3 separate regions of the Mus musculus genome follow, and regions 2 and 3 are each linked to region 1. Evidence: chromatin loops called from intact Hi-C (ENCODE). Cell type or tissue: left cerebral cortex. All regions are shown on one strand.

What was found. A loop is a pair of places that touch in the nucleus more often than their neighbours do. Peaks named below come from ENCODE experiments on the same cell type or tissue, not always from the same donor. Only the 100,000 strongest peaks of a DNase experiment are listed, where the experiment ranks them.
Region 2: a loop joins it to region 1, with 2.8 times the contacts of the local background. A loop is called at or near these places in 2 of 42 quality-filtered maps.
Region 3: it touches region 1 in a loop (7-fold over the local background); 4 of 42 quality-filtered maps call a loop at or near these places.

Annotation. Positions count from the first base shown.
Region 1 is chr11:69,363,044-69,371,043 of GRCm38, reverse strand. Chd3 (chromodomain helicase DNA binding protein 3) reads left to right here and starts at 1,618. Exons shown (of 40, transcript NM_146019.4): 1 at 1,618-1,908; 2 at 6,240-6,352; 3 at 6,901-7,071; 4 at 7,300-7,424. The coding sequence starts at 1,653. Gm32483 (a long non-coding RNA gene) reads right to left here and starts at 2,054. Exons shown (of 2, transcript XR_003949707.1): 1 at 1,966-2,054; 2 at 1-306. In left cerebral cortex, CTCF peaks have their summits at 4,587 (motif pointing left), 5,969 and 7,843 (motif pointing right); DNase peaks (open chromatin) are centred at 3,934, 4,441, 5,942, 6,885 and 8 more places; H3K4me3 peaks cover 4,799 bases; H3K27ac peaks cover 6,780 bases.
Region 2 is chr11:69,095,835-69,103,834 of GRCm38, reverse strand. It overlaps Per1 (period circadian clock 1), which reads right to left and starts at 4,886. Exons shown (of 23, transcript NM_011065.5): 1 at 4,827-4,886; 2 at 2,919-3,326; 3 at 2,732-2,830; 4 at 2,485-2,639; 5 at 2,263-2,384; 6 at 1,959-2,160; 7 at 1,797-1,848; 8 at 1,529-1,671; 9 at 1,083-1,161; 10 at 904-1,010; 11 at 578-731; 12 at 374-482; 13 at 155-286. The coding sequence starts at 3,193. In left cerebral cortex, a CTCF peak has its summit at 3,844 (motif pointing right); DNase peaks (open chromatin) are centred at 4,961, 5,542, 6,144, 6,665 and 2 more places; H3K4me3 peaks cover 5,812 bases; H3K27ac peaks cover 6,884 bases.
Region 3 is chr11:69,262,978-69,270,977 of GRCm38, reverse strand. No RefSeq gene overlaps it. Among named protein-coding and RNA genes, the nearest start is that of Gm40039, 4.9 kb to the right of the region's middle. In left cerebral cortex, CTCF peaks have their summits at 1,226 (motif pointing left), 3,486 (motif pointing left) and 4,538; DNase peaks (open chromatin) are centred at 3,429, 4,516, 4,901, 6,553 and 3 more places; H3K27ac peaks cover 1,612 bases.

The sequences.
Region 1 (8,000 bases):
TGATCCCTGCTACAACTTTAAGATAAACACTGGGATCCAGTCTGAAAGGACAGGTCAGCCGGTTCAGTGAAAAGGCCTGAGTGTTCGCCCTACCTCGTTCCTCTCTTCTCAGTTGCTTTCCTCTCCCCGTGCCTCAGTTTCTTCTACTTTATCAGTGTCGAAGGTCATGGAGGAAGAGGCGTTCGATGACACAGGAGAAAAGAATTTCACAATCTTCAGATCCGACCCTCTCCTCTTTCTCCTAAAAATCTGACCTAGTCACCACCAAATTAATTTCTCAAGTCAGACGATTTTACAAGCAAGCCACTGGAGGAGAGGAAGGGAAAGAGTAGAGATAAAATTGACAACATTCACAGAACACTGAGGGCTGGGCAAAGGAGAGAATCAAACATGGACTCCTTGGAAAAAAAACTCAATCATCTATTCATATCTCTCCCCCCAAAGTCACTAGGATTTCTGTCACTTTTTTTTTAAGGAGAAAAAAAAAAAAAGCCAGTACCATTTCTCATTTAAAAGCTACGTACACAATTAAATGCATTTTGACTTCAATGAGGTATGTAGAGAGTTATATATAAACATATATTTCATCTTTTTCCTTTTCAATGCCTGAAGGAAAAAAAAAAAAAACCTTCACATCAAACCACTCCCTTCTGAAGTATTCAGAAAAAAAAAAAAAAAGCTTTTCTTTAGAGAAGGGAGGTGGGGGGAGGAAGAAGACTAGTAAAGAAAAGAAAAATTCAATCTAGTTGGACTAGTATCTAACTAGTTAACCTTTAACAATTTATGCTGATGTCAGACTGAGCATGAGTACTGATTAATACCCCCCCAAATATTTTTATAAGGGGGGGAGTTAAGTCACAGCAGCCATTTTTGTTTTATGCAGAAATCCTTCATGCCCCCCAACACACACACACACACACACACACACACACACTCTCTCTCTCTCTCTCTCTCTCTCTCTCTCTCAATACACAAGGAAAATGTATTAATCTGTGCACTAATCAGTTATGAAAAAAGGGAGAAATTTGTGGGTTTCTGAGTAGAAGCTTGGAGATTGGATGTAACAGGGAGAATGGGGGTGTATGAAAAATGAAATATTAAGCCAGCCATTTTGTTTTAAAAGGGGATTTTACCCCCCTCTCTCTTTCTTTATAGAGGGGGGTGGCAGTGCTGGAGGGGGGGTTGTTTTAAAAATAATTTCAAGGCGGCCATCTTAGTGCCTCAGCTCTGAGAAATATTTCTGAGCGCCCCCCTCAGAATTTAAATATATTTAAAGCAACCGAGGGGGGTAGAGAGAAGTCGAAAACTTTTATATACATATATATAATTTTTTTTTTTTAAACGATCTCCCTTTCTTGTTCTCTTGGGAGGAAAGACAGAAGGGGGAAAAAGTCCTTAAATTTTTCCAAGAACATTTTTGGGGGTGGTGCGGCCCCCCTCCTCAGACGCCGGCCCCGGGGGTGGGTGTTCTGGAGGGGGGTGGCCCGGGGGTTTGGGGGGCTGGGGGAGGCGGTGAGGAGGAGGAGGAGGAGGACGCCGCCGCCGAGGAGGAGGAGGAGGAGGAGGAGGAGGAGGAGGAGGTGGTGGTGGTAGCGGTGGGGGAGGCGGGCGGGCGGTGGGTGGGGGGGTGGTGGGGGGGCCAGAGCCACAGGATGGCTTCCCCTCTGAGGGACGAGGAGGAGGAGGAGGAGGAGATGGTGGTGTCGGAGGAGGAAGAAGAGGAGGAAGAAGAGGGCGACGAGGAGGAGGAGGAGGTGGAGGCGGCCGACGAGGACGATGAGGAGGAGGACGAAGAGGGAGTACTCGGGCGCGGGCCGGGCCACGACCGGAGCCGCGACCGCCACAGCCCCCCCAGCTGCCACCTCTTCCCGCCGCCGCCGCCGCCGCTGCCGCCGCCCCCGCCACCAGGTAAGCGTCCGTCCGACTCCCCGGGGCCCGAGCGGAGCCGCGGGGCCCGGCACCTACGGTTCGGCCGAGCCGAGGAGAGTCCCGGGCGCCTGGCGGGTCTAGACGGGCCCGGCAGTCCGGGCGGCGGCGGCCTTGGGGCCAGGCCTCCTCCCCTCCCCCGCCGCACCCCTCCTCCGCCGCTACCGCGGCCGCCGCCACCGCCGCCGCCGCCGCCGCCGCCGCGCCCGGGCTGGAGAGCGCAGGGAGCGAGCTGCGCGCGCGGACCGGGCCACTTGGTCGCGGCTTTCGGGGGAGGAGATTTATTTTTTTCACCCTCGGCGGGGAGGGGGTAGGCAGGAAACGGCCGTAGCGAAGCCAGGGCCCCCCTCCCAGGCCGAGCGAGGGACCGCGGAGACCCCGGCGACCGGACGGCGGCGTGGGGGGAGGGGCGCGTGGGGGAGGGGCGGCCGCGTGAGCGCCCCTTGGGCCGGGCCCCGGTGGGGTCGGACTGAAGCCGAGTGGGTTCGGGGTGTGGAGCTGACTGCCACCCGACGCCCTCCGCTGGGGACTTGGGCAAGCAGAGGTGGGACAGTGGCCCGCGGACCAGCCCCTCCACCTGCAGGGACTTCGGTGCCCGCCAACTTAGGGGTGTGCGGTGGCACGCGTGGGAGGGGGCGTGCGAATGTTTGTAGCGGCTGATGACCAGAGGCAGGTGGTGGCCACACTCCACGCAGACCACTTCCTGGAGTAAGACTTGGACATACCGTCCACTCCCCCCTAGCTGGCCGCCGAGGTCTCGGGTCACCTCAGATTTGAAGAGAGACAGGAGAATGTCTGGGGAGCCAGATGCCCCCGGCCCCACCCTCGTCATCTCTGCCCCGGGCTCTTTTGTGTCAAGTGCAGCCCCCATCCCCCCCTCGTGACCCCGTCAGTCTGGGGTGGCCGAACTGCCCAGCTGTGACTCTCACGTGGCTGCCATTCACTGTCACTCTCTTGATGAAACCACCCACACACCCTGACCACGTTGGGGGGCGTGAACTGCCCACCCAGCTGCTCTGTCCTGACCATCATCACTCAGCACCCTTCTCCGAGATGACAAGTCACCTGCCACTGGCGTAGGACGTCCAGCTGTGCTTGGGACAGACCCTTCTCTGGATCAGTGGCGCAACTCTCAGACCACCCTCCAAGTGGAGAGTGATTTCTAGCTTCTTTAGGATAGGTGTCGCCAACCTCTGATTGGGGACATCCACACCCCCAAGTCTCTGGCGGCAGAGCAGCACACACACACCAAACTTTAAAACGTTATTTGTAAAACTGTCTTACTGACCACTGTGACTTTTTGTCGCACGTGTTGAGACAGCTTTTCCGGGGGTGGGGGGTGTTAAAAATAATGTGTTTAATGCGTATTGGGTAAAGCCTCACCCCTAACCTCGTCAGGTTTACCTGTAAAAGAGGAAAAGTTTAGAAAAAAGTTATTCCAGCGAGCCCTCAGGATTCCCTTGGAGTGGGGGAAGAATTAAAGATCCTGAGGAGAGAGAGGGCTGCCCGCAGGGCTGCCTGCGGCAAGGTGTGAAAAAGAGGGGAGAGGGGCTTGTCAGGTGAGTTAGGGCGTCGGTAACTCTCGCCTAACTGTTCTGAACTCCGGATCTGGTTTTGATCCCCGGCACTGGATGCCTGTAAGAGAGGAGAATGAACGAGCCTAAGGTCGAGATGGGTCTTTGTGTGGCGTCCTCCCTCCCCCCTTGCTTTTGAATCCTTGAGAAGCGTCAAAAGCTTTTGAATTTTTATGTTTGAAATGAAATCTCACCTCCTCTGTCTCCCTGGGCAATTTCATCCCCCTTCCAGCCCTCCAAGTCAAAATGACCCAGATACACCCCCTCAGATGACTTTCTGAGGTAAAACTTTCGGAAAATATTTTTAGCGTACTCATTATCCGTCTACCTCAGTGTGGGGAAAAATAAGTCTCCTCTTAAGGAGCTCTGTTCAGGCTGCCCGCCCTCGTCTCTTTCTGGAATATGAATTTGTACTCGTGAGAGCCTTCCATTGTTTTTCAGTGCGACTGCTTTGATTCTCACCATTTTTGTTTTACATTCTTACCCAAGACCAATTTTTATCCCTTCCCCCATCGCGCCAGTCTCCTTACATTGTTGAACGTTTAAAATAATAGCATTCGTGTTGGTGGGGGAAGGGAGCAGGAAGCTAAAGAAAAAAACCTCATTTCTTCTCCCTCCCCCTTCTGGCAAGTCTAGAGAAATAATATAACATAATATATAGATGTGATTCCTTGGGGGGTGGGGATGGGGGTGGGGAAATGATTGTGGGTGGTGCGGAAAATTCTGGTAGTTTCTTTGCAAAAGGTCTGAAAATACAAACCCACCTCCTGCATTCAGTACGCATGTGCAGTAGACCTATTATGGAGGTTCGTTGTGGGGGAGGGAGGGGAATTTGAGAAAAAAATAAATATAAGTGTGAGAGATTGATGGCGAGATTAGGAGAGAGGGGCGGGAGCAAGGCTCTTGCCCAGGCTCCTCCCACAGCCCTACTGCCAGACTCCGCCCTCGCCCTCCCCACCTTCCCGAGATCTGAGCCGGGAAGTGGGAGAGTCTGGGCTCGCGGCCAGCTTTGAGAGGCTGCTGAGACAGAGGTTGGGGCTTAGATTTGCTTTATTACCCTTCCTTGCCTCTCCTCGCCATTCTTTCCCTCTGCTGGCCACCGACGTCGGCCTAAAACTGAGAACCTCCTGCCGGGCTGGGTGGGAAGTAGAGTTCACGGGCTTCCTCGCCCCACACACCCAGGGTGACCCAGGCGGCCCACTTCCCTGATCCTTAGCCAGTTGGCATAGCCTGGCCTGCCCTTGCCACTTGCCCCGCGGTCGTCGTTTCCATGTTCGTGTTAACCCAAGTCCCTAGAGTTAAGGGGAGCCAGCTGCTGGGCCTGACGTCTGACTTCCTATTACAGCCCTGGATCGGTTTTCACACACTGCCTCTGGGCAGGCAGCCCCCTTTGCATGCCCACACGCCGTCCACCGCCCGCCATCCGAGAGTGTCTTTCCTCACAGGGACCCGGGATTGTGGAGGTAGAAGGAGAGGTAGCATCAGGTCGGAATCCCAGGCCTGGGGTGTTAATTGTGGCTAATTTTCCCTTGGCTGTTGAGGGAAGGAATATTGTGTGTCCTAGGGCAAGAGGCTGGGCCAAGCCCTGGCTTTCCCCTCTGGCTGCAGCTGCCTCTACTTGGACAAGACAGGTCTGGCTGGTTAGTCTAGTGACTGGTGGGGGTGGTAGGTAAGCCACGGCCGTTTCTATGTGGCATTAGGGCTTAATCTTTGAGAAACAACTCTGATCCCCAAACCTTAAGCAGACTGGCAGGGGTCAGGGAGAATGGGGTGGTGGGATATCAGGGAAGAACCTGTCCTGGGCCCGCCCTCTGGGGAGAGAGGCAGGGCCATAGCTGTGCTGAAGCAGGTACAGGTGTGTGTGTGTGTGTGTGTGTGTGAATCTGAGACTGCACATGTTAGGTGTGTCTGTGTTTCTGTCCTTGTTTGTGTCCCTGCAATGTGTGTATATAGATGTGTCAGCATGTCTGGGACAGATTTAGAGGTGAAAGGTAAGGCGTGGGATAGAGGTGCAGCCTCCAGGAGTAGATGTGGAGGCAGGCAGGTAGGCTCCAGTCGTCCGGGAGGAGGACTGTTTAGGGAATTGCGTTGACTGCTTTTGCTGAGTTAGGATGTGTTGGAGGCAGATACTGGTCCTGTGGGGAAGAGAGGATGACAGAATTTCTTCTGCTCCAGTGCTGTGCTGGTGTGATTATCCAAGAAAATGTAAATAGAGGCAGGCCTCCCTCTTGGCAAAAAGGATGTCAGGGCCCCAGGGTGTTAGTGTGAGAGCCCAGGTGTCCACCTCTGGCTCTCACTCCTCAGCATCTGGCTTAGGGAGCTGCCAGCTTGTGTCTCCCTACTCCAAGTGCTGGGGTCAGGCCAGGCCAGCAGCTGGGCATGGCTTCCCCGGTTCCTGGGCAAGCTGCCAGCTGGCAAAGTGAGGGGGAAGGCAGGAGGAGCCCTGGCGAGTACTGAAAGGACCTGCCACAGTCTGCGCCGGTGGCCTACAGTCTGGTCCCTTGTTAGCAGGAGGGGAGAAGAGGGAGTGGCTTGGCTGCTCCTCCTTTCTGACCCTTGACCTCCATTCAGAACCAGAGGATCCCAGAGTACTAGAAACACTGTTTGCATCCGTTGAGGGGCAGCGACATTTAGAGGAGTTATTGCCTTGGTTCCTAGAGAGTGCCACGGTGGCAGTAAGAAGGGGACAACGAAGGACGCTCCAAGTTTAGATTTTTTGGTACTTTTTTTTCTCTAAAGATAAAGATGATATTCGGCTGCTGCCTTCAGCGTTGGGTGTGAAGAAGCGAAAACGAGGCCCTAAGAAGCAGAAGGAAAACAAGCCAGGCAAACCTAGGAAACGGAAGAAGCTCGTGAGTGTCCCCCAGCAAGGCTCAGGGGCCCTTTCCCAGAGATGACATTTTCTCTGTTCCTGGCTACGTGGGCAGAGGGGTTCCTAGGGTCAAGAGACTTTACCCCCTCTCTCATGTGTCTCCTCTGCCTCTCTTGGACTTGGAACCCTAACCCCACTTTCTCTAGCCTGGTACAGAGTCCAGTTGTCAGTGTAACTCCCTCGCCATCTGAGAGAAAGAACTGAGGGCACACTGTCTACTGAGGGAGGAGCTCAGAGCCTTGCGTGTTTGAGCCCTGGATTTAATTCCCAATACAGAGGGAAAAAGAAAACTACAGTCTTAGAGGAAGCGGGTGTGAGTTCAGAGCCTAGAAATCCTCTGCCTTCCTGGACAGTTTATTTGACTCCCTGTGCCTCGGTTTCCTCTGAAAAAAGTGAACAAATAGAGATCAATTGCTGGTCCATGGAGTAGTTGTGAAGATGGAAAGAGATAAAATATGTTTCGCAGTAAGAACAGTTCTTGGCACGTGGTGAGAATGAATAAATGTTATTTTTATTTCTCTTCCTTAGGACAGTGAAGAGGAATTTGGCTCAGAGCGAGATGAGTACCGGGAGAAGTCAGAGAGTGGAGGCAGCGAGTATGGAACTGGACCAGGTCGGAAACGAAGAAGGAAGCACCGAGAAAAAAAAGAGAAAAAAACAAAAAGGAGGAAAAGGGGAGAAGGGGATGGGGGACACAAGGTGAGTAGAGTTAGGGAGTGAGCACAGAGAGTGGCACAGGGATGGAGGGACATTGCCAGAGCTGGGCTTTGTAAGGGATGGAGGGATGCCACCAGAGCTGGACTTTGTAGGGGATGGGGACTGGACTACACAGGGGAGCAGGAGACTGGTGGACACTAACAGAGGTATTAAAGGATGCTGGGAGAGGAGCCAGGGTAACCCCATCTTACCATCCTGTCCCCCACTCAGCAGGTGGAGCAGAAGTCATCCGCAACCTTGCTTCTGACCTGGGGCTTAGAGGATGTGGAACACGTGTTCTCCGAGGAGGACTACCACACACTTACCAATTACAAAGCTTTCAGTCAGTTCATGAGGTATGACAGAACCAGGAGGCCTTTCAGACAAATACTTCGTTATTAGGGGATGGGCCAGGCCTCTCTGGAATCTGTTTAAAATCTAAGAAAATGTGTCCTAGAGAAATTCATGGCATGTGCAGAAATAATTTTAAACATATTTCAGTCTACTCTTGGTCTGGGGTCAACCAATCCTAGCTAAGTGTCTGTCTTTCTCTAAGGTTGTGGGGACAGAGGTCATGAGTCTAGTACTAGATTAGAGAAGGTTCTAGAACTAGAGGGCAGTGAGGACAGGAAGGATTGAATCTTCTCCTCTGCCAGCTCTGTTGTTTTCCCTCTCTGTAACTTTTCTAGACTAGACCCAGGTGCCATTATTGGCCAAGAGTTTTCAAGTCTTCTTTCTAATGATTTATTTATTTGTTTTATGTACATGAGGTGCTCTATCTGCATGTACACCTGCGTGCCAGAAGAGGGCATCAGGTTACATTATAGATGAGCTACCATGTGGGTGCTGGGAATTGAACTCAAGACCTCTGGAAGAGCAGCCAATGCTCTTAACTTCTGAGCCACCTCTCCAGCCCCAGGACCCTTTCTTAA
Region 2 (8,000 bases), 270 kb after region 1:
ACAGTAGAACACTGGGCAGCATTGGGGTGGCAGTGCCAGGAGCCCGGGGGTCAGGAAGACCAAGGAGGCTGGGTGGGAGTAGCACGAGGGACTGGCAATGATGATGCACAATGGAATGGACAACAGGAAAGGCGCCGTGGAAGCCGTTACTCACTGGAGCAGGAGGCCCAGGCCCCTCAGCGTCCCCCCCATTGCTATCACTGGAGGAGCCAGGGCTGTGTAGAGGACCAGGGGACATCAGAGGGCCAACTCCACAGAGCCCCGTGGGGCTGGAGCTGTGCACAGGCTACAGAAAGGAGAAGGATGGATTGGTTAGTTTCTACAGCCTCTTCCTGACTGACCGCTTCACTCCTGAGCCCTCCTCAACTCTTACCTGCAGCAGCAATCGATGGATCTGCTCTGAGAGCTCCTGGATATCAGAGTCCAGGGACGGAGCTGGGCTGGGGGCTGGGGGAGTGAAGACGTCCTCATTCAGGGGTGCCCTGTGGGGTTGTAAAGGAGAACTCAGTCCTTTCCCTACCCATGCCATGTCCATACCACCCACCCCAACACCAGCGTGGAGACACAGTTCCCTTACGTGCGCACTTTATGGCGACCCAACACGAAAGCCACCTTGCGGCTCCAGGGGTGCACAAAACCGGCCCAGCTGGTGTCCATGGTGACATATTCCCCGTTCCGAGCACAGAAGCGAATAGGGGAATGGTCAAAGGGCTGGCCTGCCAGCTGCAGTACTGTGGGCGCAGGAAAGAAAGTGGGTATCAGTGAATGGGAGAGCCGAATAAAGCAGAGAAAGACATACACAGAGATATCCAAGAGACCACGGCATCGAGAGACACCATCACAACAACAGTTAAGGAGTCCTGGGGACGGGCTGGAAGGGCGAGCAGGACCAGGAGAACTCACTCTTCTTATGAATGGCCAGCATGAGGGGTCGGTCCTCAGGATGTAGAAAGAGAAGTACTGGAGCCCCCAGGAGATCCTGGGGAAGGTAACCCAGCAGTGGGGCAGCCCTGAAATTGGAGCAAATGTCAGACCTAGGCCTTGGCCCTGGCTACCCACCCTCATCCAAGTCTTTGCCTTACCTTTCATCTACATCCTGGAAGAGGCAGCTTGGTGTGTGTCGGGTGGTGAAGATCCTCTTGTCAGGAGGGATCCGGGGAGCTGCGGCAGAGAACACATAGGTCGCACCCGTGATGTCCAGCTCCTCCGCCCTCCCTCCTCTCTGCCTCCAGTCTGGTTGCCTGGCACTCTCCCTCCCAGCTCAGACCTGGCTTTATGGCCCACAGAGACTGAGTCATCTGGTGACTCACACCAGAGATGACACTGAGAGTCACTTTCTCACTTGTCACAGCTCAGGGACCTCATCCAACCCTACCTCGGAGCAGGGTCTGAGCCCTCTGCCTTATAATACTTTTCTAACCCTAAGGACTCAGCTAGTGCCTCCCAAACTCTCATCTTGACCTTCACCCCATCCTAGAGGGAACCCTTCCTCCCATCAGCCCCCAGGCCCAGGCCCTAGCCTATCCACCTTCATAACCAGAGTGGATGCGCTCGGCAATGAGTAGGCAGCACGGCTGTGCAGGGGCTCCATCTGAGACCCGAATCTTGGTCACATATGGGGTTAGGCGGAATGGCTGGTACCGAGGCCCTGGATCCCGGTCAGGACCTCCTCTGGCAAGGGAGAGACGAATATTAGAGGTTTCCAGGGGAAAGCTGCCCCACCCCCTTCTCACAGACCACATTACAGATAGCAGGGACGAGTAGGAGAGAGGCCTGCTCCTACACCCCCTCCTTACCTGATTCGGCAGAAGACAGACTTTTCCTGGGTGAAGTCCTTGAGACCTGAACCTAAAGCAGAAGGGAATGGAAGTGACCAGAGCGCCATCTCTGTCCTGAGCCAAGAAGAGCCCACAACATGAGAGCTTCCAGTCCTCTCCACAGGGACGAGGGCACTATACCTGCAGAGGTGCCAGTGCCCCAGGTGGGCAGTCGAGATGGTGTAGTAGAGCCATAGAAGACACCCACATCCTGGGGAGCCAGGAGCTCTGAGAAGCGGGCACCCCGAAACACATCCCGTTTGCAACGCAGCAGGACACCTGCCTGCTCCGAAATATAGACAATCCGGCCTGTCAGGAAGGACACAGCCACAGAGAAGGTGTCCTAGAATGAGACCAAGACCGGGGGAAGACTTAGGAGCTGTAGGAATGGGGGGTGGGGGGGCGGGGAGGGGGGTTAGAACTGAGGACCCAAGCTGTAACTGACCTGGTTTCGAAGTGTGTATTCGGATGTGATATGCTCCAATTCCTCCAGGGTGTAAGTAGACATGTCCATGGCACAAGGCTCACCCTCCTCCAGACTCCACTGCTGGTAATATTCCTGGTTAGCTGTAGGAGAAGGGAATCCAAGCCATATTCAGTTAGGAGAAAGGCCCCTACAGTAGTCCAAGTCCTGGCCAGACCCTGCCAGGAAGCACAACTCACTCACCCTGAACCTGCTTGACACAGGCCAGAGCGTACTGCAGTGTGGCCAAGGTCCCAGAGCGGCCCTTGCCCCGACGCTCTGGTGGCAGTCGAAGTTTGAGCTCCCGAAGTGCAGTCATGAGTTCTTTCTGGGTCCTGGCTCGAGCTGACTGTTCACTGCTGCAGGACCCACAGGAATGAAGGGGTAAAGATATTAGCCCCGAAGTCTGGCCCGGCCCCCAGGCATCTCCCTCAGCCCTCAGCCTACACACCTGCAGCCACTGGTAGATGGGTTGTCCTGCTCTGAGCTCGCACTCAGGAGGCTGTAGGCAATGGAGCTGCTGGGTGGGGATGGGCTCTGTGAGTTTGTACTAGAAAAGAAGGAACAGGCTAAGGTGAGGGAGGGCCACGTGGTCAGCAGCATCATGCCATCATACACACACATACACTCGTACACACCTCTTGCTGCTCTCAGTGGTCTCCAGCAGAGCTGAGTCCTTGCCATTGCCAGAAGAGGAACTATGAGAACTCCGCTGAGATGCGCCCCTGGACTCGGGTCCGTTGGACTCATTGCCACTTGAGCCATTGCTGTTTGCATCAGTGTCATCAGCCAGGCTGGGGCCTGGACAAGGCCGGTGCTGCGGGGCCCCAGGGGATGGGACTCCTCCAGGACAAAAAGGTTCTCCGGGCCTGGGGTCTCCTCCCCCATCGGCCCCTTCTAGGGGACCACTCATGTCTGGGCCATACAGTGGAGGACGAAACAGGGAAGGTGAAGAAGCCACCACGGGTGCACAACGGGGCTTTTGAGGTCTGGATAAAGGAGGTAGGACGCCTGTCTCTGAGGGCTGACTAATTTAATCACGACACCTAGAAAAAGAAACCAAAAAGGAATGTTTAGCAAAAGCTGAGCTATTAACCCCACAGCATCTGCTGGCTACACCCAGTCCTTCCTCTGCCTGCCCCTCACTGTTGTGACTCAGGCCTGGGGCTTGCAATAGAAATATGTTCTATTTCCTTAGGGGGACCTAAGGATACCACAGGTAGAAAGGCAGCTCTCGTAGGCCATCTCTTACACCCCTTGCCAGTGTGGAATGAGTACAGCCTGAACAATCGACTAGAACAGTAGCTGAGGGTCAAAGCTTGCAGGTTTCCTATGCCCAAATTCTCATCAGGTCCCCACCTGGTCTGGGACTCTGAGGCCTCGGAGCAGGGGGTGAGCTGATCGCCTCCTATATTTAGGCTTCCGGGCTAATTTTATCCGGGGGCGGTGCCACCCCCGCTGCACATGCGCGCCGATGTGCCTGGCCCCACCACGCGCTTCCGCCACAGCCGCGGTCGCCAGGGAAACCGACGTCAGCCGCTGAGCTCAGCGGTTGCTGGAGGGACCACAGGAGGGCAGGAACGACTCCTCCCCCAATCCCCATCTTCGTGGAAGTGGGAAACAGACCCAGTCCTATACTGGCCAACACACCCTCATACTGGCTAACAAGGTTCAGGGCAGCGGGGAGGAGAAGAACACCCACCATAACAAATTCCCAGGGCCCAAAGAGCCTAGGAGCCATGTGAAGAGTAACAAACTAGAGGAACTCCAGGAGCAAGTCCTAGCTTCCCCACTCGGCCTCTGCTCTTTGTGGAAACGCCCCCATCCTCGCTCTTGCCTCGAACATTATTCTGATCAAGACACTGCTTTTCTTTCTCAAGCCCCTGCCCACTCCCAAACACCAGGACTGGAGTTACCACTTGCCATAGGCAACGACTCAGGCATCTTCCTTCGTCCCTTACTTTTCTAGTTAACCCTACTACCACATAGATAGGGGACACACAACAACCAGCATATATAGTTTTTCCTCTACTCCCTGTCTAACCACACCCCCATCCCAAGTATTTTCTGAGCGCCAGGAGAAAAGGGAAGGAAGGCTGTGGCCAACAGCAAGAACTAGCGCTGAGAACAGGATGTTCCAGCCTGAAGCGGTTGACATCACGACCGGCACGAGGCCAGGAATTGGAGGGAGGAAGACAGGGAGCGCAGAAGCCTGAAGGGGGTCTTTGGGCTAGGGCAAACCCATGGACTCCCGAGTGTCGAGCAATGTGTAAAGGGGTCGTGTTCGCTAAAGGTCTCTTAGGTTCAGGATGGCTGCTCTGGAGGAGCAGAGGAGGAGATTAGGTGAACGAATAACAAACGCAGACAACCCGTGACGGGTTGAGTTGAACACCTAGGGCCCAGGGGCGGGGAAGGGTGGATAGTGACAGGAAAGGCAGATTATTGTTTTGCTCTCTGAGAGCTGAAAGCGACCCATCACGTTGGAAGTAGTGGCGGCCAAGCTCCGGGACAAAGACTAACCCTAGGATTGCAGCAGGGATCCCTACCTGGCCGTTCGAGCGCCCTCCATCCGCTTGCCGTTTCGGCCCGCAACCCAGAAGCTCCGCGAGGCTGGGAGGCGGGTTGCATAATGCCAGGCCCTGCCCCTCATTGGCCTTCTGCCCGAAGAGCCGCAGGCCCCGCCCCCGGTTGGCTAAGGATCTCTTCCTGGCATCTGATTGGCTACTGGCCCCCACTGAGGTCAGGGCTGTGTCACACACATCCCTGCACGTGGACTTGGGTGCTGGTGCTGGGCTGAAGGGCCTCAGACACCGCTCAGTCAGCCAATGCGATCAGGATGTCTCACACCGTCAATAATGAAAGGGAAGTGAGGGAGGGAAACTACCCCTTTTCAGGGAGGATACCTGGGCCACAGGAAGTGCTCAAGAGAAACCTACTTCCTAAACTGACCAGCTTGGCAGAACAAGACACCTGTCCTGGTGCCGGGTGAATGAAATGTCTGCTACCCAAGGGAAGTGGGAGAGAGAAAAACCTAGACTGACATTCCCTGGCCTCTCCCCAGCCTTGTTATAAAGAATCCAACCCTTTCCTCTGACCCTTCAGATCCTGAGAGAAGGGCAATTGAGGGCCCACGTGTCGTTAAGGGGTGAGTGGGTGATGGAAGGATACGGACAAACGGAAAGGACAGGGAAAGCCAATGGCTACTGTGAAAGGAAACAAAAGCAGGTGCTTCACTAGCCAATCAGAGAAAAGGTCTCCAGGAAGCCTACTTGGTGACTAGTGCTGCCTCTGCAGAGGATGCAGCCACCCACATTTAGGGCTGCCCCAAAAGTGGGGACCAGGAAGCCAGTACTACAAAAGGGGCAGCAGAGAGGGCAGTTGCAGCAGTAGGCAGAAAAAGGATGGGTGGCTGGGTGGCAAGGGCTTTTTATTGGGCTTTTTATTCCTGCTGCTTAGAATACAAAAGCCAAGGTTCATGAACCCAGCAGCAAGCCCATCTGTCTCATTTACTGTATTCTCAGCAGTAAGGTAAGTACGTCTCAGCGTCAGGACTGACAGTAGATGCTCGGTAAACAGGATGGCTCTGTTTCTATTAAGGATAGGTAGGGGAGAGAGAGCCTCAGGAGAGGAGGCAACAAATTATGTTTTCAAAAGAAAAGTAGAGCATTGATTCATAAAAAGAGAATAGAGACTCGATTTTGGGGAGGGGGGGACAACATGCCAGTCTGGGTCCAGGAGAGCTACAGTGACAGAGTCCCCTTCCCTAGGCCTGGGCTGAGTAGTTCTCAGGCTTCCCTGCAAACGTAGGTGGCAAGTGAAGAGGCCAACACGCAGCGGCTGACATAATCAGCTGTTAAGTGCACGCCCCTCACTGTCACGTGGCTAAAGCTTTCCTTAACAATGGTGTTTCCCTTAGAGGAGGCGGGCGAGACAAGGTTCTATAGAAATGCTGGGACACAGACCTGTTATAAAATAACCCAGAAAAACAGAAGCAGGGAAACACAGAAAACAAAAGACACGGGAGGCTGAGTGCTCAGCTTCCTCCTCCTGAAAATGATGCTGCTCTCCTGCCCCCTCGTACTGCGTTGTGACCGTGTGCTGTCCTTTTTTTTTTTTCCAGACCCCTTTCTCTTTCCACAGCTCTCAAGGATTTAGGTGTGATTCCTCTGACCCAAGCAGCCATTGCTCGCCCACTTCCCTATCTGTCATTTACACAGACAAAAGGTTTCAGCACTCCAAACAGCCCCAACCTGATCCCAAGGCCCAGGCTGTCGGGCCTCATCAGTCCCCCACAGTAACCAGGCTCTGCTGCCGTCAATGGAGAAGCGGGGGCAGGAGAGGGAGGTGACGTCAAAGCGGAGGCAGGAGGCGGGGCGAGGCAGCTGGGGAATGTGGGGCAGGGAGGCTGGAGAGGCAGCGGTTTGGGAGGCGGCCAGCCCCAGAGGGCGGCGGCCAGCGCACTAGGGAACATCGTGTTCTCTTGGCTGATGGCCCAGGACATGCACACAGCCTTGGCGCCTCCCCCAACCCAACGACAGCGGTCCTGTACAAAAGCCAAAAATTCCTGGAGAGACAGTTAGGAGGAAGGGGGTCCCCCTCCCCCGCCCCCATGCCTGGTTCTCTTTGCGGGACCTACTTTTACCCTCCCTCAGCTGGGTCTTAAAACTCCTGGCATTGGCTTTTCCCCGTCACCAGACTGTACACGGTTGCTGGCCAGGTACCAAAGAGCTAGGGCGGGTAAATTGGAGGCCTAGGTTCTGAGAGAGAACGCACCTTTGCTCCTTCCCTGGGGCCCCTCTTTAGAGGCAGACTTTCTAGTTACTATTACAGCACAGAATAGGTGGGGGGGGGGGGGGTGGTCAGAGAGAATGGATTTAAGATGAAGTCAAACTGGGACACAGCAAATTGCCTCAGTCTGGGGCCCAGATCTTGGGAGAGGAATACAGGGAGGAATGATGGAATTTGGGCTGGTGCCCGAAGCCCAAAAAAAAAAAAAAAAAAAAAAAAAAAATCAGGGAGAGGGAAAAGAGGAGTCATCAAAACTTGCAGAAAAACAGAAGATGGAGATTGCTCTCTGGCCACAGCATGCACATAAATCCCCAACTCTATCGCTATTCTTTTGTTACCTTATAGTTTGTGTTTGTAAATGATCCAAGCGCTGTGCTAAGAACTTTACACATATTGTTCTCATGTAAGCCCCCAAACAACTGAAGGTAAGTATCACCCTGATGTCATAAGGAAAAACTAAGACTTAGTAGGTAGTTACTAAACTTGCCTTAATTGTCTGCTTCATTCTCAGCTTCCTAATAATGGAGCCCAAGGTTCAAGCCCTAATGATGGCTTGTCCTGCTGGCTTAGGGACCCTGTAAAGTGTTACCAAACCTCTACACTGCATTCCAGCACCGTAGGACTGCGGGGGGAGTATTCCCCTGTTTCTAAGCTTGGTGCCTAGAATACAGGCTATATCCAATTCCGTCTCCTTCTCTCCCCTTAGCCTGATCTCAAGGCATTGTTTGTGCTCCGTGCGCACCATCATGGTTCGTTTCTATGCTCAAAACCCGAGATCACTCGAGAAGCCTGCAGGCACACTGCTTTCCTAAGAATCTCACTTCCTCCCTCTCCTCCCTCACCTCTGCCCGACCGAACGTCTAGACACCAGAGCAGTCCTTTGGTAACTCCACCTCTAGCAGCTTAAGAAGAGTAGACGAAACGGTGTACAG
Region 3 (8,000 bases), 100 kb after region 1:
AAGGAAGAAAGCAAGCTGTCATGTTTTACAAGTGTTAGGGGATGCTCAGAGAACCAAGGTGCAGCACCAGTGAGCTCGGACGGAGCGTCTGCCATTGATATCCCTCTTTCTTTATCCTTTAGGAAAACACCATGATTTTATTGCTAAGTCCCATAAATACCTTTTTAAATGTATGAGTGCTTACCTGCATGCATGTATGTGTACCGTGTGTGTACCTGAGATTCCCTGTAACTGGAGTTAACAGATGGTTGTGAGACACCATGTAGGTGCTGGGAATTAAACACAGGTCCTACACGTGCTCTTAACTACTAAGCCAACTACTCTCCAACTCTTACATTTTTTTTAAAAAAAGATTTCATACAGTGTATTTGATCATTAGGGTCTTACTGTCATATTTGGGGGGGGTAAATGAGAGGGTTGGTGATAGTTTGTGATTCTTGAAGGTCTGTGCGATCCCATTAGCCAACAAGTCAAAAACAAGTAAACACTCCTGGTAATGGAGACTTTCCTTGCTAGCACATAGTGTCTAGCTGGGGTATTGCCCTCCCCTTCCTCTGTTGTTTTCTGGTTGGCATGGAGTTAGCCAGCCCCACTTTCTACTGTTCTTTTATCTCTTTACTTTTTTTTTGTCTCCTCCTCCTCCTCTCCTTCTCCTCCACTTCTTCCTCTGACAGAATCTCTTCAGGAAGTGTGGGCTGCCCTCAAATTTGTGATGCCTGTGTGACCATCTCCAGTATTAGAGCCCCAGGCATGTGCCATCACACTCAGCGTCTTCATTTTCTTTGATGATGCCCTAAACCAGCTAACTAGCTGCCTGGGAGGTATAGGAAGTCATTTTAAATTTAGGGAATGAAACAAATGCCCAGATCCTGGTATATGATATTAAATCAGTTACCATGATTCAGGCATGGGATCCTTAGCTAATCAATCACACCTTCTGGCTTCCAGATTGCTGTAGTTAGACTTTGCTTTATCTTAAACCACATGATATCCTCATTGCTTGTGATTCTGCGGTGAGTGGGTCTCTCTCTCTATGTAAGCGTTTCTTCTCGGGGATTTACAGGCAGTGAATCTGAAGGCTCAGCTATGCTGTATGGTGGGTCAGTCGCCTGCGGGATCTGATGCCATCTGCAGATAAAACTGGACTGAGTCAGAGGACACTGGTCTGCGGAAGGACTGATGTATCAGGTAAAGGAAACCAACGCCTCACATACGCCCCCTGGTGTTCTAGGTGTCTGAAGTGTTTCTCTTTACTCTGTGAGATGGTCACTGTCTTTGGAGAGGATTGCTTTCATTTAATTGTGGAGCTGTTCTGCCGGCATCTATAAGGAGATGCCGAGGGTTTAAGAACACCTTTCTCATCGAGCTACAGCTCCGTGCTCGCCAGTGCTGTAACTCTAGCTCTGTTAGGCCCTCAGTCCTTGGTGTTGCAGCTTTGGATAGCATCTTGATGGCTGTCAGGACCCATGAGTGCTTCCGGGGCAAGGGCTTACCTCTGGTCTTCGGGAGTCTCTTGTTTTTGGAAGTCTCTGCTCACAGCTCTTGCCTGGGCTCTTCTGTACCCCTCTGGGGGCGGGGTGCTAGTGTGCTTGGAACTAGCCGCCCCAGGAATCGCCTGTACTTCATGCAACTAGTTTGACCTGTTCTACCTGTGATAAAGACAAAAGATGACTAGAAAAACCCTTCTGTGATGAAATTAGGTAGTTTATAGAAGGGAGGGCTCCCAGGCTGCTAGAGAAGCATCCTTCATCTGCCAGTGCTTTTACTAGCTGTCATGGGGGCTTCTTCCTCACTGGGTTGTCACCTGTAGGAGGGGCTATCTGAAGATGCAGTGGATCTGGTCCTCTGAGGGTCCTCTGAAGCTGGCACAGCGTAGACAGAGGCTCCCAAAAGTCTCCAGTCTTAGAGTGGTAGGCAAGACAGCCATGTTAGCTCCCCTCAATGGAAAGGAAGTGTCTGTGGGATGTCTGCAACAGGTTTAAAGTCTCCTCCCAGTGTCATTGTCCAGCTTTGAATCTCCCTCAGGTAGCTACAAGGGCTTTTAACACTGTCAGTGATTGCCGTGGCCACAGCAGGATAAATAACTCAGGCGACTTGATTGTCAGCTCCCACTGCCTCTGGAAATGGCCGCAGGTCCTTCAGCAGAAGTGGCGATAGCACTCGCGGTATCAGCGGACTCAAGAACTGAGGAGATGGCTTCTGTGGTTCCTGCTCCAGCCTTCCTCTCTGTGGGTCCTGGGATCGGTGCTTGGCTTTGGCCTTGGCAGCTGCTGCTTCAGCAGGGCATTGGGAAAAGTCTGACAGCGATCAATAAGGTCTCCCATTTACCCCACCAGAGAGATTTCATCTTTTGAAAGGGGGGGGGAATGTGTGCGGGGTGCTTGTGACAAGGATTTGACCCACAGTAAAAGACTTCATCATTTTCTTTCCTGACAATTTTTAACCTTTATCCCAATAACCCAAGGGGTGGGGGAAGGGCTCTTGATCTCGGTTGTTAACCCACGCTTCTTTCTCTAGCTTTTCGGGATATGTAGTTAAAGTCTGTGACCACCCTACCACACATCGGCACCCAGAGCGTCTCTCTGCTGTCTACCTGGAACTTAGTGCCGTGCGATCGACAGCCCAGCAGCCCCCACATTTCCCTCACTTGCCTTTGCGTTACTGAGTCATACCAGGAACACTGAAGGAGAAGAAGAAAAGTTTAAGTCGCCGACTTCCTAGAAGCCAGACGACATTGTACATTGTACTCATCTCTGAACTTGCTTTTGAGCAAGCCAGGACTTCCGCTCTGGTCTGGGGTTGTTTTGTTTCCCTCAGAATTGCACCTGAACAAGAACACAAAGCAAATTTAGAAACAAGCATCTCCTGTCCTCTGATCACTGAGGCCTGCCTCCCTATCCCTGCCTCCCCCCAAAAAGAGCCGCAGGATCCTTTAAAGTAAAAGGTTCCTTACTGAGATGAAGATGGTGAGAGTCTGGGGGCCTCAGCCCAGAGAGCCCCAGGCAGACACGGACAGTATGAATGGCACCCAGAGTCCATCTCTGACTCAATTAGGCGGAATCAATCTTGTCACTGAGTTTCCAAGGAAATTCAATTAGAGGTCAAGTGTAGGAAGCCGGCTAACGGTGGCTTAAGCAGCAGACATGACAGGCGGTCGATAGCTGCCTGGGGATGAGATGGACTTCAGAGTCCCTGAGTCTGAGCGAGAGGCAGGAGCGGTCGAGGAAGAGACTCCTAAAGGACCTGACCACCCAGGGTCCAAGCCAAGTACAGAGACCGCAAAGGAAGGACCCACACGGCTCAGTTACCAGGTATTCACAGGGCATGGGAAGGGTCATCAGGACCCAGGAGGGAGCTGTGGCACCAGTGTGTGCAATCCGTATGGGCAGAAGCCTTTGTGCCCAGTCACACACAGTGAGGCTAGAAGAAAAGTCTTAACACTTGATGAGAAAGGTCGAGGTTGGGAGGTGCTGCCTCTGTTAAACTTGGAGTCGTTTCCCCCTCTAGTGGTCACGCAGATCTTTACAAGGGCACGTTGTTTGTAAATTAAAAACAAAACAAAGCCAAACAACAGAAAACAAAAAACAAAAACACCTCCAAAACCCAAAAACCAACCAACCAACCAAACAAACAAAAAACCCAGAAATTAAATAAAATGACTAAATTTAGTACAATAGACAAAAACCTTAGGCTGGGCATGACAGTGCACACCTTTAATCCAGCATTCAGAGGCAGAAGGAACTCTTGTGAGTTCAAGATTAGCTTAGGCAACATAGAGAGACCCTGTTGTTAATAATAATAGTAATAGTGCTGGAGAGGTGGCTCAGTGGTTAAAAGCACTGATTGCTTCTCCAGAGGTCCTGAGTTCAACTCCCAGCAACTACATGGTGGCTTACCACCATCTGTAATGGGGTCTGATGCCCTCTTCTGGTGTGTCTGAAGACAGCTGCAGTGTACTCATATACATTGAATAAACAGTATCTTTTTAAAAAATAATAATGGCCAGGGGGATAGCTCAGTGGGTAAGAACATGCCCTATGACTTGAATTGGACCTCTAGGACCCACACTGTAGAAGAAGGGATCTAGACACAGACAGACAAACAGACAGACATGCACACACACGGTGAGGGAGGAGATAAATACTAAAGAACTTTTAAACACATGAACAGAAGTGAAATACAAACTCAGAGAGAAATGTAAGATAAAAACCAGTAATGCCATTTTTCCCTACTTAATAGACTGGCAAAGAACCCCAGATCCAAGGTTGGACATCATACTCCGATGGTCATTTGAGAGAACCTGATAACCTTGCACTTCCCCCTTGACAGCACAAGCACACACTGTAAGGTACTCGCTTATCTATGCAGCATGACAGAAAACCTCTGAGACGCTCACAGCCACAGTGAAAACAACCCAAGTGCCGGATCCTGGGAGACTGCCTATGTGTAAGTCACATGGTGGACTAAATATAATACAGAGTGTGGGGGTGGGGGAGGAGGAAGAAGTCTGTGTACTGATTTGAGTTCCTAGGCGGCCATTACTGAGTACTGCAGGTGCGGGAGGAGAGAGGATGCGCTTGCTCGCTGCCTCTTCAACAGAAAGGAGGGGGCGGGGCAGAGCGCACACTTGGGGGAAATGTCTCTTTTACTGGAAGAGGAAAGAGAGAAGACAGGGGAGGAATTGCTGTTCCATGCCGTCCTTTTACAGCAATGTGATTCTTAAAGATATACATCTTTTTTTTTTTTTTTTTTAGTTTTTAAAATTTCCCAAGACAGAGAGATGGTCTGCAGATAGTGGGGTTGAACTTGCCCTCTGGGAATTGGGAAAACACTAGGGAATTACAAGGCAGAGAGCATTTCTGGAAACCCCTCCCCCACAGCTGGAGGCATAGAACTCAACACATTATGGAAGTGGCCTTAGCAAGAGGATTTGTTTTGGGGTCTAGGATGGAACCTGGGGTGATACTAGGCTCTGCCGCAGACACATCGCAGCCCATAGTTCTGTATTTAACATTTTAAAAATTATGTATGTGTTCTTTGCCTATATGTGTATCTGTGCACCACACAAGTGCTTGATGCCCAGGGAGACCAGAAGAAGATGTCAGATTCCCTGGAACTGGAGTTACAGATGGTTGTAAGCCACCACGTGGATATTAGGAATAGAATCCTGGTCCTCTGGAAGAACAGCCAGCGCTCTTAACCACTGAGCCAGCCTAGTTCTGTGGTTATTAAAATTATTTATTTTTCACATAGTTCCCAAGAGTAAGACTCGAGAAAAGAACACACAGACTCACTTACCAGAGGACCCACAGTACACAGGGTGAGGATAACGCCTGGAGCCAGGGTCCGGCTTCATCACGTGACGGGGTCAGGCTTCATCACGTGAGGAAACCGACCTCTTTTCTGGATGGAGTAACAGCCAATCAGAGCTGCAGCGTCTCTAGACTACAGCTACAAGAGGTCTTTTCTGCACTAGATTTGGTCCTGCCATCTTCAGAGAGTGGCCCTTGGTTTGTTTTTGTTTTCTTTTCTTTCTTTCTTTTCTTTTTTTTTTTTTTTTTTTTTTTGGTTCTTTCGAGACAGGGTTTCTCTGTATAGCCCTGGCTGCCCTGGAACTCACTTTGTAGACCAGGCTGGCCTCGAACTCAGAAATCCGCCTGCCTCTGCCTCCTGAGTGCTGGGATTAAAGGCGTGCGCCACCACGCCTGGCTGAGAGTGGCCCTTGTTAAATGACCGTGCACTACAGTGATGGAACACAAGAGCTATTCTCCCACTTCCTAGTCAGACTCAGAAGTTTTGTGGAGCCAAGGGGGTCAGTTCATCCACTCAGGTGTAAGGCAGAAGGCAAGAGGAACAGACTGGCCGCATGATGGAGAATTCTGCATTTTATGTAACTAACCAAGTTTTTGAGGAGTTGCTGGTGTTTGTTTCAAAAGTCCACTCCTGCCAAGCACAGTGGCACAGGACTTTGGGACCTCCAGCACTTGGGAGGCAGAGACAAGTGGATGGATGTCTGTGAGTTCGAGACAAGCCTGGTCTACAGAGTAAGTTCCAAGACAGCCAGGGCTGTGTAGAGATCCTATCTTAATACTCCTTCTCCCCCCAAAACCCACCTTCAGTGACCTACATCTAGGTCCTACCTCCTAAAGTTGGTCTACAGCCTTCAAAAACATTACCACCAACAGGTAAGCAGGGGTCCAAAATGTGAGCTGGAATCAAACTTTCAAATTCAAACCATATAGATTTTTAAAATTAGTTTTATAGTTAGGCAAGCCATACGAACTCAGGAAAACATGGGGTTTGGGAAAGATGAAAGATGAAACAGATGATACACCTCAGCCCAGTCTCCTGGTCTTGCTAATTTTACCTACTTGACACAAGCTAGAGTCATCTGGGGGAGGAGAACCCCAGCTGAGAAAATGCCCCTGTCAGATGGCCTGCAGGCTTGTTCACAGGGCATGAATGATTGATATGGGAGGCCCCAGCTCACTGTGGGCGGGGTCATCCCTGAGCAAGTGGTCCTGTGTGGTATGAGAAAGCAGGCTGAGCAAGCCATGAGAGCAAGCCAGTTTACAGAGTTCCCTCTCGGCAGTGTCTGCTTCAGCTCCTGCCTCCAGGTTTTTGCCTGACTTCCATGCATGATGGACTACAAATGTAAGCTGACATAAACCCTTCCCTCCCCAAGTTGCTCTTGGGTACAGTGTTTATCAAAGTACTATACAAAGCAAACTGAGACATGACCACTGTGATCTGCAACCCAAGGCAAAGGTGACAGATGTGGTTTAGAAATGCTGGCTCAGACTCCCTGGTAGCTAGTTCTTTGGGTGTCTATGGAAATGCAAAGCAAAAGAAACAAACTAAGTATATAATCTCTAGGTGGTGGTTTTCTGTAATTGATAAAGTGACCATCTTTGGGACGAATCTTACTGTTCCGAGGCTGTGTTTGGGCCAGTCTGAGTTACAGCTGCCGATCTGACAGCGCTACAGTATCAGCGAACGCAATATGTCTGAATCCAGATATCAGAGGAACTTAGGCAGACTTGGAAAAGCATGGGAAAGAGAAAGTGTGTGGTGTGTGTATCAAAGATGCGTTACTCAGTCATTGGGAAATAGGCCAGGCATAGACACTTGTCTTGAATCCCAGAACTCCCTAGGCCGGTGCAGGAGGGTCATACATTTGAGACTAGCCTAGGCTACATAGTGAGTTACAGACCAGACTTGTCTAGACCTAAAGACTGTCTCAACAACAACCTCTCCTCAAATGACATGTGTTGGTGAGATCATAAAGTTTTATGATTAAATTTTGGTTATTTGTGTGTGCCATAGTGTGTGTGTGTGTGTGTGTGTGTGTGTGTGTATGTGTGTATGTGTGTGTGAGTGTGTGTATGTGTACCATAGTGTGTGTATGTGTGTGTGTATGTATGTGTGTGTGAGTGTGTGTGTACCATAGTGTGTGTATGTGTGTGTGTATGTATGTGTGTATGTGTGTGTGAGTGTGTGTGTGTACCATAGTGTGTGTATGTGTGTGTGTGTACCATAGTGTGTGTATGTGTGTGAGTGTGTGTGTACCATAGTGTGTGTATGTGTGTGTGTGTATATGTGTGTGTATGTGTGTGTGTGTATGTGTGTGTGTGTGTATGTGTGTGTGTATGTGTGTGTGTGTGTATGTGTGTGTGTATGTGTGTGTGTATGTGTGTGTGTGTGTGTGAGTGTGTGTGTGTGTGTGTGTGGTGTAGGTTAGAGGACAGCTCATGGGAGATGGATCTTTCTGTCCAATCCACCACTTGGGGTCCAAGAACCTACCTCAGTTCCTGAGGCTTGCCGGCAAGTGACAGCAGACACCTTTACACACTGAGCCAGCACTGCAGCCCATACGCTTTAAAGTCAGGAATACCAACGGGAATCCTTGTTGCTCCACCAACTTCAAGGTGCTCTGCATAAAACATGTTCAATAAGTTTGTTTTTGAAGGAATTTCCCTCTCCCTGGTATATTGATTTGA